Linked DNA regions of Homo sapiens: region 1 is linked to region 2. Evidence: chromatin loops called from intact Hi-C (ENCODE). Cell type or tissue: GM12878. All regions are shown on one strand. Each heading gives the region's core, and the rest is flanking DNA. Links, peaks and the distances in the headings are about the cores only. Region 1 overlaps MAML2 (mastermind like transcriptional coactivator 2). Region 2 overlaps MAML2 (mastermind like transcriptional coactivator 2).

Region 1 (10,464 bases), core at 4,847-7,346, 69 kb after region 2:
ATAGTAGTTTAGACTCTTTCTGCATCTATAGCCTGGTATTTCCTCTGAACAGGTATCAGTTTGGCAATCCTCCTTCTAAAAGGGGGTACACAAAACTGAATGCTATGTTGCCAATATGGTGTGACAAGAAGAGATTAGAGAAAGACTAACCTTATAAATGCAACCTCAGATTACATTAATTGTTTTGGCAGCTACATTGATTGACTAGTATTGAAATTACTGTCAGCTAAAACTCCCTGTACCCCATTGTCTCTTTCACAATAGGCCCTCAGTAAAAATTTGATAACTTGAGTTACATTAAATGTTTTTACACATGAGACCCCCTGCTAGATCACTTCTCTCCAATTCTGCTCATTTTGTACAACTGATATTTTATGTCCATGAAGAGGGATTTACATTTATCCCCGTTAAATGTCATCTCTTTAGGGCTGGCTCATAGTTTCAGTTTGTTGAGATCATTTCTATCCTGATTGTTACCCCAAATATTTTTATTGGCCCCAGTTCCAGGTAATTGATAAATTTATTCTGCATGCGTTCATAAATTTCACTAAGTCATCAACACAAAGTCTTCTGTAAGACTGGGAGACATCAGCTCCCTGCCTTACCATAAGTGACCTGTGGTTTGTCATTCTTTCATGGATTGGCTGTAGATATGGATGTATAACTCATTACAAATCCATCTAAAAGAGGTGGCTAGTAACATCATGGATTCTGTGGGCCAGTAAACCTTGATTTCAAAATTTCATTCTTCCCCTCATTAACCTTCCCTGGGACAAGTTCATTAAACTTTCTCATGAACAGATCCCCTCATCTGCAACAGTACTTCCTTTCTAGGGCTGTTGGGTGGATTAAATGAGGTAATGCCTAAGAAGTCTGGATCAGTGCCTAACACATGTATATCCACCATCAATCTCTCCCCAAAAACCTCACCTCACATCAAATGTCCACATTTTGTATACTAGGATATTGCAGACTCCATGTTCATCACTAAAACTAAAAATTCAGTGCTCTATTAACATGTCTTCATCCATGTTGGCTTTTAAAGTTTCCTCTTAACAAATTTTCAGTGTGAAATCATTCCTTGAAAAAGGGAGTAAAAAAATAGGAATTAAGATTTTTTTTATCTTTGTGTCATCTAGTGACACCTACTTTTAACTTCAGCCATATACAATCCTAGATTCTTTGGCTCTGAACTTTAGAAGAAAAATTCTTTTAGTCCTCTTCAATATTTTAGAATAATAAATTAAGCCAACTGAATAAAAATATAAGTATCCCAGTTCCAGTTTTTAAAGCTATTTCCTCTTGTGATGGATTCTTTTCTGAATGAAGAATTAGCTTCCCACAGATGTTCCTGAATATTTCAGCAAGGACACCTACAATCAGATCTAAACAACCAAAACAAAATGCCCAACAAACAAAGTAGCAAGTAGATTTCACATTCTAATAGCTTATGTTGTATGTCCACAGAATGAATATAATGAAACATGACATGAATGAGTAAATCTGTCAGAAGAAAAACAGATTTGCTGTTGCAAATTAACTAGTAGTGCTGCAGTTTCAAAGCTGTAGATTTTCAGTTACCTGAAATTAGTCATAGTGGTAAGAGACTACTTTTCTTTCTAGTCTATCCCGCAATAGTGTTTAAGCTTATTTCAGGTATTTCAAATGGAGAATTCAAAGCATCCACTTTAAATGAGTCTTAAAAGTCTATTCTCTTCTAGGAGTAACTATTGGTATGTAAAAACACTACATTAATACATAAAGATTTCCTAGGAAGTAAATTATAAGCACGAAACTTGTGCCATACAAAATGGCTACTTGTTTAAAAAATTGTTCAGAGAAGTCAGATTAGGTCCTATTGGCTATAATTGGATAATGGAAATCCATTTTATATGCATTACCAAACTCTCATCAAATCATACCTCAAGGCACCAAGAGGCAAATCACCTCTTGTATTAAACTAGATATGGCCGGTGAATAATGGGTGCAGAGGTGGTCATTTCCATGAGTGGAACCAGATATAGAAAAAAAAAAACAAAACAGTTTCTAGCATTGAGCTAGAAGCTTCTCTTTACTAATAAGATGTGACTGAATTCCAGGAATATTTGTTCAGTTAAAAGAGTAATGGTTTCTCCTCAGTGGCTCTTTGGACATTTGAAATCTTTTGCTTATTTGTTTAGCAGAATTTTTTTTTTAATGTTGAACAAATGCACAGCAGCTTTGGTGGTGCTCTGACCAGCCCCATAGAATGCTGCCTCAAAAGTTTTTCCTGTGACACTTCCTTTCAGAGATGTTTCACATGTGCTTTTTTCCTTCTGCCCACACTCTGTGTTCACCACCAACTTTCCATTGTCAGTCCCCTCCCACACACAATTTCACTCTCTCATACACTCCCTGAATCTTACAGCAGCTCAAACTACCACTCACGTTTTCATTACATTATGGGAAAGGAAAAAAAAAAACTGACTTCCTCAAAAAGGACATAAAGTTCATTTTTTAAAGGACTTAACGTTTTCAAAAAGATTTTCTTTTGTAAGATCTCCTCATTCCTGCCTGTTGTACTTGCCATAATAGGGACATACAGGCTTTCTCTTTGCTTGTGGGACCCCCAAGCCATTTTTCTCTGTTGACTGGTTTTCTCATCAGAAGTTCTTAATTATGAGTCAATAAAATAATACTCTACAGTCACAGCCCCAGGGAAGGGAAGGATTGCTTAAGTATCTAGGTTATTCAGGGAAGGATGGGGGTAGAGAGAGATGTGTTGGCTTTCCATTTTCTATTCAAGCAAAAGCAGTTTTAAAATCTGAAATTAGAAAGGTTATAGGAACTGCTTAAATCAGACTTTCATGTCTGTGTTATAAGCTTCCAACTTGGGAAAGCTTAAGAAAAAGAAACCTAAGGTTTCAAACATGTGCTTGTTTCAAAGCACAAACTTGGCGACTTCTCACATTGCTTTCACTAAACCTAAGAGTTCTCATACAAGTGAGGTCTGTTTTCATCACTTTCCAGCAAAGATTAAATAGCAGGGTGCTGTAGTGATGATTCTGGTTACTGAGATTTCATTGCCAAGTCAGAAACATCAGAGGGACAACTCCATTTAACCATAGGCCAAAGATACCTCTGCCACATGAAGGCCAGGCCAAATGCCAGCCGAATGAATCAGTATGCACAGTGCTGGAGTCAGAAGCAGACACCTCTTCTGGAGTGCTTAGTCCATAGACTGGAGTGAAAAATATCAGAGCAGAGGAGAAGAACAGTAATAGGTGGACATTCCTAAACACGACAGTTATTTAAAACTTTTTTTTTTTTTTTGAGACAGAGTTTCACTCTGTCGCCAGGCTGGAGTGCAGTGGCACGATCTCGGCTCACTGCAACCTCTGCCTCCCTGGTTCAAGCGATTCTCCTGCCTCAGCCTCCCGAGTAGCTGGGGTTCCAGTCACATGCCACCATGCCCAGCTAATTTTTGTATTTTTACTAGAGATGTTGGCCAAGATGGTCTCCATCTTCTGACCTTGTGATCCACCACCCTCGGCCTCCCAAAGTGCTGGCATTACAGGCGTGAGCCACCGCACCCGGCCTGTTTAAAACTTCTTACTCACTTTGGATAAATGATGCTGGGAGTTCAAGCATTTACTTCCAAGACAACCTGGGATAGGATCAGCAGTGATTCCTTAAGTGAAGCTACGTTTATACCTCAATTCTTTTGTTTATTCATTCATCTGTTTAAAATAAAATATTTCTAGAATACCTACTAAGTGTCAAGAAAATACCAAATATATTTCTTTTGGCATCTAGGTAATGAGTTAATTTGAAAGTCTGAGAAAACCAGCAATCTGGAATAACAGTGGCTTTTATTAATCATCTGCTATGTGCCACATTTTATATGTTATCTCATTTAGCTATCACACTTAGCTTCTAAAAAAGATGGGGAGAAAGTATCCAAATGAATGTGCAGAGACAACTTGATTCACAGAGGTAAGAAAGACCCCTCAGACACCCACTGAAGATACTGGGAATTTCAAATAAGGTTAAAGGTACATTACTCAGGGCACCAGGAATGTTCAAAAAATGGACCACAGTTCAGTAGCAAGGAAGCCTCTAGGCACTATTCACATTTGTTTGAGTCACAATTTTAAAATGAGTGAAACTTGTGTCTTTGAATTCAGTATCATTTACCAAATCATACTGTGCTTGTGATATTTGTGCATATGGTAGCCTCTGTGTAAAAAGCTTCTCTCTATGAGATACACTGGCTAATAGTTGTTAAGGGGCCCGGCTCTAAAGCCAGGGGCTATTGGGTTCAAACTGCCACTCTAACACTCACCTACTATGTAGCCTTGAGAAAGTGATTTCAAGCTCTCTCTATCGGTTTCTCATCTGTAAAATGAGGATAATGCTACTTCCTACATAGTGGAGTTGTGAAAATAAAATGCATGTGAGTTACTTAACATAGTAGCCAACATTCACAAAATAATTATCATTGCATCTGCCCCTCTTTTCATCACATTTTTTTTTGAGACGGATTCTCACTCTTGTTGCCCAGGCTGGAGTGCAATGGCACAATCTCAGCTCACCGCAACCTCCACCTCCCGGGTTCAAGAGATTCTCCTGTCTCAGCCTCCTGAGTAGCTGGGATTATAGGCATGCACCACCACGCTTGGCTAATTTTGTATTTTTAGTAGAGACAAGGTTTCTCCATGTTGGTCAGGCTGATCTCAAACTCCCGACCTCAGGTGATCCGCCCACCGTGGCCTCCCAAAGTGCTGGGATTACAGGCGTGAGCCACTGCACCCGGCCTTCATCCCACTTTTATAGTACACTTTTGTGTATCTGTTCTTTCTAGGGACTCAAAAAAGTACTTTGATTCTCCTGTGATTTGATAGGCAATTTGTAAAAGCTAATATTTAATTCATTTAGGAGCAAAACCTAATTATGCTTTATTGCTGTATAATTTCCTCTAGTGTGCAGGTATGTGATGCAGCTTATTAAAGTAAGAAAGTAAACTATGCTGTCTATCAGAATGGGAGAATTTGTGGGTTCTATACACTTGGGGTCCTCAAACTGTAAGGTGTAAATAAATCCTAGGTCTCGTTAAAATGCAGATTCTGACCCAGTAGGTCTGGGGAGGGGCTGGGAGTCTGTATTTGAAAGGTGCTTTCTGTTGGTACCTATGCTGTGGATCTGTGCACCACGCATTGATGCTATACATATTACATTAAACTGTGCCTCATCTGGATTGTGGCACAAGGTAAAATAGATGCAGGCTATCAAGGCTGAGAAAAATGTATAAAAACAAAGACCAGAAGACTGGAGGGCCCAAAAGAGGTGATGCATACACAAGGTTCTAAAGCCCAAGTCTGGACTCCATATGCACATTCAAATTTGAGGAACACTGAGCAGTAACATGCAAATCACCTGAGAATCTTGCTTAATCAGCTTCTCATTCAGCAGGTCTGGGGGAGAGGCTGAGAGTCAGCATTTCTTGCAAGTTCCCAGGTGATGCCAGTCTGCGGCCCACATGTTCATCTAGACCCCAAACTAGTAGCAATGTGTGTGGACAAGGCTGGGTAACAGGCATGAACAATCCTCCAGTCATGAGTAATTTCCTTGAGAGCAGTTGTTTTCTGTGGAAGACCCAGCGCTCAGCCTCCATGAACATGGTCGAGCCTCCCTGGAAAACACTGCCCTCCTATGCTAGCACCTGTGAAAACATATTGGAAACAGGCTATAAAGAGAGAAAAACCTACAGTGTGACACCTGGTCAGCCCACAGCTGTGCAACTGAGAGAAAGCAGACTGGTTTTAACACTTCACTGCTCCTTTTCTAGAAAGGCAGTTCCACCAAAGTCCTGTTATTTCTGACAACTGCGTGTAACCAAAAGTCCCTGAGGTGGTTGTAACACAGATGGAGTTTTGTCCTGAGTTTTGTCACTACGATAAGGAGCTCCACTGAGAGCAGCTCAGCCTCGGTGGACCATTTCTCACTCATACATCTCATAGATTTCTTTAAATCAGAGCACTCAAAGTCTTTATGTAGTGGATTTTGGGTGCCAATTGGATGAATAAAATCTAAACAGTATGAGGAAGGAACTCTTAAGTTTCTTCATTTCTTCCTATGATAGTTCTTCTGAGAGGGAGAAAAATCACAAACCCTCCCCAAATGACTTAGTGCCCAAGAGCGAATCCTAGACAAATTTAAAAAACATTTTTTGGGCTGGGCGCAGTGGCTCACGCCTGTAATCCCAGCACTTTGGGAGGCCGAGGTCTCACTTTTGGATCACGAGGTCAGGAGGTCGAGAACATCCTGGCTAACACGGTGAAACCCCGTCTCTACTAAGAATACAAAAAATTAGACAGGTGTGGCGGTGGGCGCCTGTAGTCCCAGCTCCTCGAGAGGCTGAGGCAGGAGAATGGCGTGAACCTGGGAGGCGGAGCTAGCAGTGAGCCCAGACAGCGCCACCGCACTCCAGCCTGGGAAACAGAGTGAGACTCATCTCAAAAAAAAAAAAAAAAAGTAAAATGACTATATTCAGAGTTGCTTGCATTCCATTTGGAATTTGAATAATCCATAGGCTCTGAATTATAAAGGGTTGAAATCGCCACCTTTACCATTGTTCATGCATTATTTTTATTTATTTATTTATTTATTTATTTATTTATTTATTTGAGATGGAGTCTCGCTCTGTCACCCAGGCTGGAGTGCAGTGGCATGATCTCGGCTCACTGAAACTTCTGCCTCCTGGGTTCAAGTGATTCTCCTGCCTCAGCCTCCTGAGTAGCTGGGATTACAGGTATGTGCCACCACGCCCACTAATTTTTACGTTTTTAGTAGAGACAGGGTTTCACCATGATGGTCAGGCTGGTCTCGAACTCCTGACCTCGTGATCTGCCCACCTCAGCATCCCAAAGTGCTGGGATTACAGGCGTGAGCCGCCGTGCCCAGCTTTATGCGTTTTTTTCTAATGTTGCTTTTTAGGGCTTTGCTTGGCCTGACCCAGTGACAAGAGATGTAGTGCTGCCCGGGAGTACCATCCTCAAAGGACAGAACTGAGTGCATAATCTCTCCCTGTTCAGTAGAGTGCAAATGCAAACTTTTGGCCTCCACATATTTGAGGTAGCTTTTCCATAGTTGGTCCAAAACAAACCTGCAGATTTATTTCTGAGTCCCACATCTAATTCTAGTAAATGTACTGGGTATGCTCATTTCAATTAGATAATATATTAGTAAAAAGTTCAGTAGGAAGGTAGGAAAAGCATGCTTATTAGGTTATAGAAATAGAGAAAAACAGTCATGTAAAAATGCAAAGTTGGGAGTATGTGGAACTCTGTAATTTCTTCACAATTTTGCAGTAAACCTAAGACTGCTCTGAAACATAAAGTAATAATAAAAGAAATGGGCTGGGTGTGGTGGCTTATGCTTATAATCCTAGCACTTTGGGAGGCTGAGGCGGGAGGATCATTTGAGCTCAGGAGTTTGAGACCAGTCTGGGCAACACAGGGAGATCCCCCTGTTGCTACAAAGATTTGAAAAAAAAAAAAATCTAGCTGGGTGTGGTGGCATGTGCCTGTGGTCCCAGTTATCAGGAGGCTGAGGTGAGAGGGATTACTTGTGCCCAGGAGGTCAAGGCTGCAGTGAGCTGTGATTGTGCCACTGTACTCCAGCCCTGGCAACAGAGAGAGAACCCTTGTCTCAAAAGAAAGGGGGGGGGGGGAGGAACGGAGGAAGGGAAGGAGGAAGGAAGAGAGAAAGAGAGGAAGAAAAAAGAAATAAAAAATCTAAAATTCATGACTTTGGAAAATATAAGCAAATATGCTGAATATAGAACATGTATAGACATGATGTTCAAGGCCAGGTGCAGTGACTCGTGCCTGTAATCCCAGCGCGTTGGGAGGCCGAGGCGGGTGGATCACTTGAGGTGAGGAGTTCAAAACCAGCCTGGCCAACATGATGTAACCCTGTCTCTACTAAAAATACAAAAAATTAGCCAGGCGTCGTGGTACACGCCTGTAGTCCCAGCTACTTGGGAGGCTGAGGCAGGAGAATCACTTGAACCTGGGAGGCAGAGGTTGCAGTGAGCTGAGATCATGCCACTGCACTCCAGCCTGGTGACAGAGCAAGACTCTGTCTCAAAAAAAAAAAAAAAAAAAGAAAAGAAAGGATGTCCAAGAAGAAGAGCTTCCAAAAGTTTTCTATTGCTACATCATAATTAACGGGTATGATAGCGACAACAAAAAAAAACTCTGTTCCTCTAGTGGATGGTAAGGAGATCTCCATCCCATTCCTTCTCCAGCGAGAGCAAACATCTTGACAAGGAGCATGTTGAAATGAAAAGAACAATTTGCTTAGAGTGAGACCTGAGTTTGAATCTCAGGTATGCCCTCTTACTAGCTGTGTGGACTTGTGCAAGCTACTTAACTACTTTGATCTTAAACTTTCTCATCTATAAAACAGTAATAAGGACATACACATGATGGCATTATTATGGGGATTAAATAAAATATTGTTAATGAAAACACTAGCCAGTCTGTGCTTAGCTAATGTTTGTTGAATTTAACCTGCTTCTAGTAGCAATACCCTGCCTTTGTGCTTTAATTCTACATCTAGTAGCAATACCCTGCTTTTGTAGTTTAATTCTATGATGAGGGAAATCATGTCAATCAGATGAGAGGTCAATTTGTGGGGAAGGAAACCAGGGAAGACATGAAACCTGTTGGTACATAGGCAAGTGCCTAGCGATCTGCCTGATACACAGTAAGCCCTAAATAGATATTTGTTGAATGCGTAAGGCTCTGGACTAGGAGTACCTAAAATTTCATATAGTTGGTTGTTTTTATCCTCAGACCCATTGTTTCGATATTTGTAGAACATTACATTTTCCAAAGTGCTTTTATACCTATTTAACAAAGCAAACAAACCAAAACCTGGGAGGCAGGTAAGGCAGACCTTATATTCAATTTTATAGAAATTAAAACGGAGGCACGCAGAGAATCACACAAGAAACTTCAGCAAAGGAGTAGGACTAAAGCTCAGGTCTTTGAATTTACAATCCATTTTCCACCACGTCTTTTGAAAATTAGTTTGTCTTTTTTCCTCATACCTACTGCAAATGAAAAAGTAATTCTAACATTTAAGGGAGCCAAGATGAGACATAAAACTGAGTTTAGGAAATTTACAATAAAAGGGAAGATTTTCGCTGAATTAGATAGTGGTTGTGATATTATATAAAGAAAAAAATGGCTGAGGACAAATGTAGAAAAGAATTGATCAGTGATCGTGCATTTCACTAAAGCGTTCTATTGCTTTAGTGAAGCATACTCAGTATCTTCAGTATCAGTAGAAAAGATACTCAGTATCTTTTCAGTTTGGGATATGATGGTCACTGATGGCCATCAGCATTCATTGCCCAGTGTGTGAGGCCACTATGGATGAGTGTTGACTATTAATGACCATTCTTCTATATGATGTCAGCTCTCCTTGACACTTGGCCAAAAGCTGTAATTTTTTTGCATCTTAGGAGCTTATTCTCAACGTTGTAAAGACTTGAAGGGGGTGGGAGGGCAAGGAGAAAAGAAAGTAAAGGAAGATTTTCCTATTAATAGAAAGTTTTTTGGTTATTAATATAGTTGCACAAAGTATACTGCTGATGTTTGCATAGGTTCAAAAGAAAGGCAGAGATTTTAAGTTATTGTGAAGGAGAAAAAAATAGTCTCGATCTGGAGAGCCAACTCCCAATTATCCTCTCATGAAGCATTGCAGAGATAAGACAAGTAGTAGCTAAGCAGCTCCTGCCTTATAGGGTCACCAGTATTTAACCACTAGACTTGTACTTTTTCTGGAGGTGTGTCTGCCTTCTTCTTAGGTGAAATTTGTAACATAGTGGAGGTACTGTCAGGCCTCTGAGCCCAAACCAAGCCATCACATCCCCTGTGACTTGCACGTATACGCCCAGTGGCCTGAAGTAACTGAAGAATCACAAAAGAAGTGAATATGCCCTGCCCCACCTTAACTGATGATATTACACCACAAAAGAAGTGTAAATGGCCGGTCCTTGCCTTAACTGATGACATTACCTTGTGAAAGTCCTTTTCCTGGCTCATCCTGGCTCAGAAAGCACCCCCACTGAGCACCTTGCGACCCCCACTCCTGCCCACTGAGCACCTTGTGACCCCCACTCCTACCCGCCAGAGAACAAACCCCCTTTGACTGTAATTTTCCTTTACCTATACAAATCCTATAAAACGGCCCCACCCTTATCTCCCTTCGCTGACTCTTTTCGGACTCAGCCCGCCTGTACCCAGGTGAAATAAACAGCTTTATTGCTCACACAAAGCCTGTTTGGTGGTCTCTTCACACGGACACACATGAAGGTACCAGTTCCTATAACTGCATAACAAATTGCCCCAAAACCTACTGGTTTCAAGCAATGACAACATCTGTTTTGCCCTTGAGCCTATAATTTGAGCA
Region 2 (10,464 bases), core at 4,636-7,135:
CTCCACTCCCACACACACAGGCATTCACACAGTCCAACCTTCATTTTTAGGAAGTCCTGGAACTGACTGGCCTTTAGGAAGGTGGCACAGGTGTTCCGAGGATTATAAAATGTTTTATTGAATAAGTTTTCTCTGTGGATGTCCAGGAACCTTTCCTCCCAGCCTGTTTGAAAGAATAATGATTAAATTAGAACAGGACATACTGATGTTTAAAAAAAAAAAAAAAATCACAAGTCAGTATCTTGAAAGTATATCCCAAGGCTTTTTTTAAGGTAACCTTTATACTGAACCATAAAAAGATTAAAGACACCTTCCTCTAGAATCAGGCCCTGTCATTCACATTGAGATTGTTCAGAAAAAGAAGAGTTGACACCTTTACTGAAAGGAGTCAAGGTCTTGCAAGCAGGAAACTGGTTTTATGACAATTCCCTGCCTTGCTAGGTAAGCTGGTCCACATCGAGATGACTCTCTCCTTGACTTCTGACTTACTTTGTGTTTGTTGGAGGAATCCTATGAGTCATATTTAGCCTTTCCAGCCTGATTGAGTTTGAAGGAGCCACTGGATTATTGCATACAATGGATTTTGCAAAGAGTTTTCTCCAGCATACCCACAGGAGAAAGGCAAGTCGGTTCATAAATGGAAATTCTAGACAAACAACTAAGCTAAAGACACCTCTCTGTATAAATGCTTCCAGATGGAGACAAGTTTTTCACTTCACTCTCCACAGTTTTCACTTTAAAGGGTTATTGAGATGGAAGCATTGGAGCGAAGCACATTAGAATCACTTGCCCCACCTTGCCTTCTGAGGAAGAATGACTTACGGTTGCAAGGGGAAAATGCTGGCTAAAAAATAAATCTTGGTCTGTTCCCCATAGTCTATCAACACATGCTTTTCAGAAGAAGAAAAAGAAAAAAAACATCTGGAAAGAATAGGACTGAGTTGGTAGAACATCTTGAAGGGGGCTGGCCTTCACTTAGAAAATTGAAAAGACATGCAGATAAGCCATTAGGAAGAAGAGTCTGTGGTTGTTAAGCAGAGTTACCTAAAGAAGGAACTTCAAGATACAAGTTTAAAGCAACACTCTGTAATTATTTGTATTATAGTATAAGGTTGTTAAGTTTGTCTTCACCCTTTGAAAGAGTTCTGAACAGAGTTAGTGTTTTCGTAAAAAATCTCAGGGCCTACAAAAAATGCCATTTGGCCTCCACAATAAGTTGCTCCCACCCAGAAAGTCCTCTCCCTTCTACAGCTTCCTGTATAAAAGGCTGGGATACCAACATCTGCCTGAAGCAAAAACACATGTATTTTAACCAAATAAATAAAAAGGAACAAAAGTCTGAGTACATCATGCTGCTCATAGTCTTACTGGCTGACTCCCATTGGCTCTCTCACTGTTGTTATAATTTCGTTTATGCCCTAGGCAGATGGGCCTCTCTGCTCATAGGTGATTTAGAATCTGCTGATAGTGGCTGGAATGAAGCATGGAGGATCTGGCAACTTCTAAGCACACTGGCTTAGACCACTGTATTCTTGGGCTTTGATGTTTACTCCATATATGATTCCCATCAATGGTGATACCTGGGCCATTGTCCAGTGGGTGAATGTGATTTTCTTCTTTGGAGAAGCCCATTGCAAATCACAGCTAATAGGGACCCTAATGAGGACGTTCACCTCCCAGCTCCTCTGTGCCAGGGCAGTGGATAACAACAGGATGTGGGTTTTAAACACATGTAAGCTTCTTCAAGCTGCCTCTTTCAGTTTCATTCTTTTTTTAAGGCACTAGAAAATATAATCCACATACTTGAAACAAACATTTTTTCTTGCTGCTAATGTTTTTTGTCGTAGTTTTCTCCCATGTCAGGAGTGGATTCCACTCTGATTAGTACCAAGATATATTAATTGGTACAATATGTAAATGAAAACATGGGATATTTACAAGGTAGGCAGAAGATGATATATGCTTATAAGTTTCACTTTCAGTAAATATGAAAATGTATTTTATTCATCCTCCATGGTTGTTGTTAAAGCCACTCTGCTATACCTTGGACTTAGCAAATGATTTTGATGAATAGGACCAAAAGATGTCAAGAGCCACAAACCTATCACGGTAAAAATTAAAGGCATTTAGTTCCAAATTAATTTATTTAAAAAGAAGTTGTAATATTTGAACAGGCCATAAAATTAGGATCAAGTAAGCAAATCTGTAGGCATTTTATCAGAGACAGGAGCAATGAGAGACTGCAGGAAATAGAAGGGAATCAGACTTTTATTCTTTATAAAGTTGTTATTCCAGTCCTCACCATCCCCTTTGCTCCTCTTCCCAATTCATTATTTTCCTTTCTGTTACTAGTAAGTCCTTCTCGTCTCTCCTCTTCTTCCCATCACCCCCAGGATACACAGTAAAGAGAGAATACCAGAAATGGGCAGCACTGGTGAGCAAAGAAATATTATAGAGGTTTTTTTTTCATTCCAAGTTTTAAGTTGTCCTTGTGCATGAAATATGCACATGATAAAAAGGGGGTTGCCATCAATGCATATTGTCTTGAAAAGCCAAGGGCTCTTTTTCGGTTTTTCTCTATAATGAAGACTGTTAGACTGTGGACTCTATAATTATGCTCACTGAACAAATACCTTGAAAGGGAAGTAATTCCAAGTCATGTATCAAAGATTCAATTTGACATGTATTTACTAAATGCCTAACATGCCTATGCATTTTGTTTATTCATTTATAGTAACAAGATATAGTGAGTTCATATTCTGTGCCAGCACTGTGCTCAGTATTGAAAAATTGGAGTCACAAGATTCCCACTTTCAAGAACTTACAGTCCAATGGAGGAGAAAGAAGTATGAAAGGATCAATTGCAGGGTGACAAGAGAGTGTTCCAATAGTGCAGATCCAGAGCTGTGATTTTAAAAAGATGATGCAAACCAGTTATCTCTTGCTTCATGGAGTGGATGGGCTACAGGAAATTTGACAATAAAACAAAGCTTAAATAAATTGCAACATTTGTCTACAACTCTACTGTAAAATTGGAAATGCTTTTCCACAGAAAAACCTCTCAAAATGCTGAATGCAAAAGTTGGGATCACAGAAACATTGTGCCTATTTTTGGTCTGCTGGAAACTGTATTTTTACAAGGTAATCCCTGTTTTCAATATAGTTCCTGTCTTGCCACTGGCGGTTTTCTTGTAGCATTTTTCTAGTTCTGAGATTGCTACTACCCAAAGTATTCATTTCTTTCTTACTGGGGTGTCCTCTGTCTTCACAGCCTGCTTCTGGATTGTAGGTTTTTTCCTTTCTTTCTGTTGAGATATTTATGGCATTTGATAGAGTCAAACCAGATGTATTGCAGCCGGACATACTTATGTGGCTTCAGATGTGTAAAATAAGTAACTTCCTATCTTTGTCTGTCTAGCTCAAGAGTTGACTGTGGACGAGGAATGCCTGTATTGATTCATTAATGTAATAACTATTTACTGACTGCCTACCATGTACAACCAGAAACACAGTTCCTAACCTCATGAACTTACCATGTAACATGGGAAGACAAGCACTAAGTTCTTATTTGTTTGTAATTGTGATAAGGCTCAGAGAACAAATACAGATTCCTATGAACCCATGTATAGGGGGAAATATTTAGGTTCCATTTAATACTGACATGGCTAAGTATCTCAGTATTTAAGCTGAGATCTGAAGGATAATTAGAAGATTCCTCAGGCAGAGGGAAGAGCAAAGGCTGTGTGTGGGGCAGGAAGAAATGTGGTCGTTTGAGGAACTTCGAGATCAGCGTGGCCACTGATGTGCTGCAGTGTAGCAAAGAGAGCAAAAGAAAGAGAGAAACAGGGAGGAATGGAATTCAGCTCACGGGCTCTGGAATCAGAGTTTCAAGTTGGAATCCTGACTTCCTAGCTGTATCGGTTAAGAATTTTTTTTTGTGGCATCCAAAGAACAGAAAGCCTACCTTACTGAGGTTCATATAAAAAGGGGAAATTGGCCAGGTGCGGTGGGTCACACCTGTAATCCCACTACTTTGGGAGGCCGAGGCGGGTGGATCACCTGAGGTCAGGAGTTCGAGACCAGCCTGGCCACAGTGGTGAAACCCCGTCTCTACTAAAAATACAGAAATTAGCTGGGTGTGGTGGCGGGCGCTTGTAATCCCAGCTACTCGGGAAGCTGAGGGAGGAGAATCGCTTGAACCCGGGAGGCAGAGGTTGCAGTAAGCCAAGATCGCGCCATTGCACTTCAGCCTGGGCAACAAGAGCAAAACTCTGTCTCAAAAAAAAAAAAAAAAAAAAAAAAAGGCGGTGGGGGGAAATTATCTCCACAAAACAAAAAGTCCGACAATAAGCAATAAGCTGTCCAGGGCTGATACAGGGCATGATGAGGTCATCACAGATCCAGGTTCTTTCTGTCTTCTGCTCTGCATTCGTAGCCTGTGGCTTTGTCATTCCCTCATCTGGAAATGGCGGCTGCAGCCCCAGGCACAATGGCCCGTTGAGGAAGAAGGGGGACGATGTGCAGTGTCAGGTTATTTTATCAGGAAAGTTCAAAGCTTCTCAGAAATCTTCTGTTGGAATTCTACCTGGGTGTCATAGGCCAGAACACAACCCAAATAACCAGGAAAAATGTGAAAGTGAGAAAATAGATCGTCCACCCCTAACAATGGAGGCAGCAAGTGAGAGGGGATTGGGAATGTGTGTTGATTTCCTCAACAGTGTTTGACATAACCACTTTCTAGCTTTATAATCTTAGGCAAGTAACTCAACTTCCCAGTTCCTCTTCTGTAAAATGGGGATAACACCTGAAAAGGTTGTTACAAGATTCACTGAAATAGTTTCTATGCTCAGTCAGTAATCAGCATTCAATCAATATGAGCTCTAACATGATGCTTGACAGTTATGCAACGAACAGTTCATGAAGAGCTTTGTAAGCCATATTGATAATTTTGTCTTTATCCTTAGCACAGTGAGAAGGTATTAAAGGATTTTATGCAGGGAAGTGACATGATCATATTTGTGTTTTCAAAAGAGCCCTCAGGCTGGGTGTGGTAACTTGCGCCTGTAATCCCAGCACTCTGGGAGGCCATGGCAGGCGGTGGGCGGATCGCTTGAGCCCAGGAGTTCCGGACCAGCATGGGCAACTTGGGGAAACCCCACCTCTAAAAAAAAAATGCCAAAAAAATTTTAGCTGGGTGTGGTGGCACTCGCCTGTAGTCCCAGCTGCTCGGGAGGCTGAGGTGAGAGAATCACCTGAGCCTGGGAGAGGCTGTAGTCAGCTGTGATTGCGCCATGCACTCCAGCCTGGGTGACACAGTGAGACCCTGTCTCAAAAAATAAATAAAAAATAAAAAAAGGAGCCCTCAATTTATCCTCTGCCTCTGACAAATATATTCCATTTTGTTACATTGCAAAAATTTCAGCACATTGCTTTGCTTACCCATCTTTGCTCTGGAACGACTTTTAATTCTTCTTTTGGCAATCTTGGTTGTTTTGAGATGTGTGAAATTAGAATCATATGCAGGTGTTTGAGTTCTTTTGATTTTGCTTTTTAAAAGAGTTTTTTTTTTGTTTTGTTTTGTTTTGTTTTTAGAATGGGGCAATGTAAAGCCAGAATATCAACGTCCTTTTGTCAAGATTTTCAAACCTATTTGGCTGATAGTACACTTACAAGAATAGGTAAAAAAGATCCCAAAGATTTTACTTCACTTACTTGAACTACTAGCCCTACTATTAAGAGCCACAGCAAGCTTACATGTTCAAAAAAAAAAAAAAAAAGAGCTGCAACATTCCTTTCGCACTCCCACTCGCCCCTGAGGTTCTTCCACTTCCTTCCTATGGCTTTTTTTAGAAGCGAGTGTGTTTTTCTCACGTCCGGCAACAAAGGATGTTTTGTGCTACTACTGAGGTTTGTGTGTGTGACTTACTTTAGAACTCTTTCTAGAAAATGCGATTACTATTTGCATAGGTCTGGTAGAACTTTGTATTGAGTGAAAGTCTCCGATGACTGTTTTTGTTTTTGTGTAGATTTGCCACTGCTTAACATCAAATCACTTTCCCCTGTGTGTTTTAAAATACCTCTAATAGGACCTGTCAAAATTCTCCCAGAAGTCTCACAAATTCTTACCTTTAAAGAAAGTGTAAGTGATACCTTCAGTGTATTGTATTTATTCTTATATACCTTTGCAAAGACTTCTCATCACTTCCTTAAATATGTCTGATAGTGCCATAATGAGAAGGGGACATGGTAATTAACCATCAACTTTGGTTTTCATGGAGAAAATCTATCTGGAGCAGTCACAGTATCCTATGCTGGAGCTATCAGATGCCTTGACATTAGATGTTTCCATCTAATTGTAATTCTCTGAGCAAGGAGACAAGGTGGGATAAACAGAATTCTCAGATGGCTGAGAATTATACCCTAAATCCTGGGAGAGAATTTACCTTTCCATTGTCAGATAATATGAATCATTTAAAACATGTGCTGGAACAGCTTTGCCTTTTCTTGAGGAAAATGGGGTTTCTCTCTCAAAGAGAAAGATAAATGCGCCTCAGAAGATTTTAGTGGTCGATCTCTGTCAGTGTACTACCAGCAAAAATCCCAGCAATCAATATTACAAAGAGGCAGCACTCACTTGAGTACAGAAGTAACAACATTAGCTGCTTCGTAAACAAGATGGCATGGGAGATATTCTGTTTTGAGTAAATGACAAGTCCTACAGTCTAGATAGGAAGATTTCTCCTCCATATGGATTTTGTGATTTCGTCTTGTGTTGAGTAAGGAAGGGGAGCTTGGATTCCAAGATCAATTTAATGTCTATATTCCTTGGCATTGTCATGTTAGAGCAGCACATCTCAGATGGCTTTCAATAGTTATTTTAGCATTGATTTTCCTCTACTAGAGTAAATCAAAAGATGATTTAGAAAATCAAAGTCAGTTTTCCTTGGAGTTTTCTCAGAATAAAGGGAAGCTGTGGTGTTGAAGGGTTTTTTTGGCTCCTATTTACATATGATGCAAAATCAATCTGTGTGAATCTCTTTCCTCTGTTGAGCTCTACTATAGGCTCTACTATATGCAGAGCCTTGGGTATTTCTGTGCGAGGGGGATTATGCAAAAGAATTTTAAGGCATGCCACTTGACTTTGTGAAACCAAGTATTTGTTTAAAGAGACACGATATTATAGTGGGAGGCTGTTTTGTGAGAACCCACACTTTCATGTCAGCACCCTGAGATGGGATCCCATTACGCCCTTTAACCAGGCAAGGGACTTTATGCAGTTCTTCGTCAGGAAAATGGAGACAATTAAACTGCTTTTCTCATAGGTTGTTGTGTAAAAGGCAGCAAGATGTGGCTGTGTAAGAACATGACTGAAGCCAGACTGCTTATGCTTAAAACCTAGGTGAGCTGTTTACACCTGATATGACCTTGGACAAGTCTCATCTAACTTCTCTTGCCTCAGGTGCCTCATCTGAAGATAGCAGTGATGTTAGTGTCTGCCTCCTGCCTCATAAGCCTGTCATGTTGAGACCATCCTGGCCAACATGGTGAAACCCCGTCTCTACTAAACATACAAAAATTAGCCAGGCATGGTGACACGCGCCTGTAGTCCCAGCTACTTGGGAGGCTGAGGCAGGAGAATTGTTTGAACCCGGGAGGCAGAAGTTGCAGTGAGCAGAGATCGCTCCACTGCACTCCAGCCTCGTGACAGAGCGAGACTCCAGGTCAAAAAAAAAAAAAAAAAAAGAGTTAGTCAAGGTAAAGCGCTGAGAACAATGCCTTGCACAAAACATCACATAAGGGTTTGCTTTCATTATTGTGAGGATTAGATATAATGCATGTGAAATACTTGACACATGTAGAAGGTAACTATTCACTGTTATTTATATAGAGAACTCAGCAAAATGTGTAGTACATTTTCAGAACTTAATGTTGGTTGACTTCATTTTCTATTGTACATGTCTGTGTGTGTGTGGGGTGTGTGTGTGTGTGTGTGTAGAGAGAGAGAAGCACATATTTCCCAACAGCATAACGAGTGTAATTTTATGGGAAAAAGTATTTAGACCCAATTGGAAATTAGCCAGGCCATACAACCAGGAGTGTCTTTGCTACTCCGTCTGGTGTTGAAAGGGTTTGTATTGACTGGGCGCGGTGGCTCATGCCTGTAATCCCAGCACTTTGGGAGGCTGAGGCGGGCAGATCATGAGGTCAGGAGATCAAGACCATCCTGGCTAACATGGTGAAACCCCGTCTCTACTAAAAATACAAAAAAATTAGCTGTGCGTGGTGGCCGGCGCCTGTAGTCCCAGCTACTCGGGAGGCTGAGGCAGGAGAATGGCGTGAACCTGGGAGGCGGAGGTTGCAGTGAGCCAAGATCGCGTCACTGCACTCCAGCCTGGGTGACAGAGTGAGACTCCGTCTCAAAAAAAAAAAAAAAAGGGTTTGTATTTGTGGGCCTCTTTTTTTCTGTTGATGCTTCTCCAACATTCCACCATGGATGGAACCTCTAACACCTCATAACATGTTTGGAAAATTAAAAGGGATAATCACTGCTTATTATTCCTACTACCATAGAAGGTTAAAACATACCTGTCTTTTGGGCTTAGCTAGAACTCTAAATTTAGTAATCCTACTTACTACTAATAACAATACAGGCAGTTTCCAGAGTTTCCAATTTACTTACATAAGTTCTGTCTTCCAAAATTCAGTTATAAAACAAGAATTTGAATCTCACAATACACTTTCCCATAAAAAATGTTATAAGACATAATTAAAACTCAGGCCTACCTATCTAATTATCCCAATACCTTAGAGAAAAAAAATGGTACCGTAGATCACCAATCATGTGTGATTCATAGCACATGCTGTGAATTCTAGCTACAGAGATATCTGAAACACAGCTACCTCCATGAAAATTCTAGGGATGAGAGGCCTCATGCCTGTACTCTACCATCTTTAGTAAAAGACAACATTTTGCGGGACATGATTTTCACTGGGTAACTTCAGCCTCAGTTTTTGGGCAACATCAATGGCAGAAGAGAATGAGGGATGGCGGGGTGGAAACAGTTATTGTTATGTGTATGTAATTGTAAAGACTACTTTATTGCTAGCGATATAAAATTGCTAAAAACTTTGGCATTTGTTTTATTGCTCCCTCTTCTCCCTCACCCCTTACCATCACTCCACAAATCAACCAAAGCCAATGTCCTAAGGGATACTTTCAGTTGTTTCAATTATAGTTCTTCCTGCAGGTCCTCCAAGTATGAAATTAAGAGGCTTTCAAGATGGAGAAATCCTCTTTTTGCAATATGAAGAAAAGAGTTTGTAATGTCATTATCACCAAATAAGTTACTATTAATCCTGAATCAAGTCGTATTTAATTGTTTTGCCAGTCCAAAAAGCCTCCCTATTTAGTCTGTATGCAAGGACAGCCTGGCAGAGAAATTGAACACTTGTCATTTTAAAATGTGTCTATCACTTAATGCTTTACACAGAAGAGAAGGTGATAGTAGCTTCCTTCATGCTCCAGAGCTGCTGGTGTGACATCAATATATTCATTCATTCAAAATTTACTGAGCTTTCACTATGGACCAAGCACTACTCTTCTAACTGCTAGATATAAAGGGATAGGGAGATATTTATTAAATGATACAAAATTACAGCTAGATAGGAGGAATAAATTCTAGTGTTCTTTAGCACTGTAGGATGACTATAGCAAACAATAATATATTGTTTCAACTAGCTAGAAGGCGGATAGTGTATGTTCCCAACACAAATAAATGATAAATGTTTGAAATGATGGATGTGCTAATTATCTTGATCAGAGCACTATGATTATATGTATTGAAACATCACTATGTACCTCATGAATATGTACATTTTTTTCAATTTAAAAAATAAAATTTTAAGAATAAAAAATTTTTAAATTTTAAACATTTTTTTAAATAAAAAAGAAAAGCAGATAATTTGTCTACCAAGCCTAGATGGATGTATACTCATAAACAGGTAATACTGTAGTGTGCCATAGGGTGATAAGTGCCATGGAGGGGATTAATTTCATGCAGAGCGGGCCTGCAGGAAGTAAAGGAGCGAGCCGTGAAACTGTCTGGATAACGAGTTCTCAGGTAGAGGGAATAGCAAGTGCAAAGTCTCTGAGCGAATTGCAGGGAGGCTCTAGCAGGACCAGAGTAAACTAGGTGGGAGTGATGGGAGATGAGTTCTGAGAGGTAGCAGGAACACCTTGTAGGGCTCTGTAGACCAATACGAAGATTTGGTCTTATTCTAAGTAAGACAGGCAGCAAAGTGTTTTAAGCAGAAGTATAAGAAGATCTAGCTCATTTTTATAGGCTTACTCTGGGTCTACATTGTATGGAGATATGTTGCATAGTTTATTGCATAGTTGCACAAGTTGGAAGTGATGGTTGCTTGGAGCTAGTTACTAGCTACTAGCAAGCTAGTAGCAGTAAA

Evidence for each region. Peaks named below come from ENCODE experiments on the same cell type or tissue, not always from the same donor. Only the 100,000 strongest peaks of a DNase experiment are listed, where the experiment ranks them.
Region 1: a loop joins it to region 2, with 2.1 times the contacts of the local background. A loop is called at or near these places in 3 of 110 quality-filtered maps.

Annotation. Positions count from the first base shown.
Region 1 is chr11:96,180,641-96,191,104 of GRCh38, reverse strand. All of the region lies in intron 1 of MAML2 (mastermind like transcriptional coactivator 2), which reads left to right. Among named protein-coding and RNA genes, the nearest start is that of MIR1260B, 160 kb to the left of the region's middle. RefSeq lists enhancers at 3,186-3,245, 9,297-10,189, 10,190-10,464. In GM12878, for the core only: no CTCF peak of the experiment used is centred there; a DNase peak (open chromatin) is centred at 5,784; H3K27ac peaks cover 1,617 bases.
Region 2 is chr11:96,249,705-96,260,168 of GRCh38, reverse strand. All of the region lies in intron 1 of MAML2 (mastermind like transcriptional coactivator 2), which reads left to right. Among named protein-coding and RNA genes, the nearest start is that of MIR1260B, 87 kb to the left of the region's middle. RefSeq lists enhancers at 1,324-1,373, 1,414-1,503. In GM12878, for the core only: no CTCF peak of the experiment used is centred there; a DNase peak (open chromatin) is centred at 5,888; H3K4me3 peaks cover 1,699 bases; H3K27ac peaks cover 2,192 bases.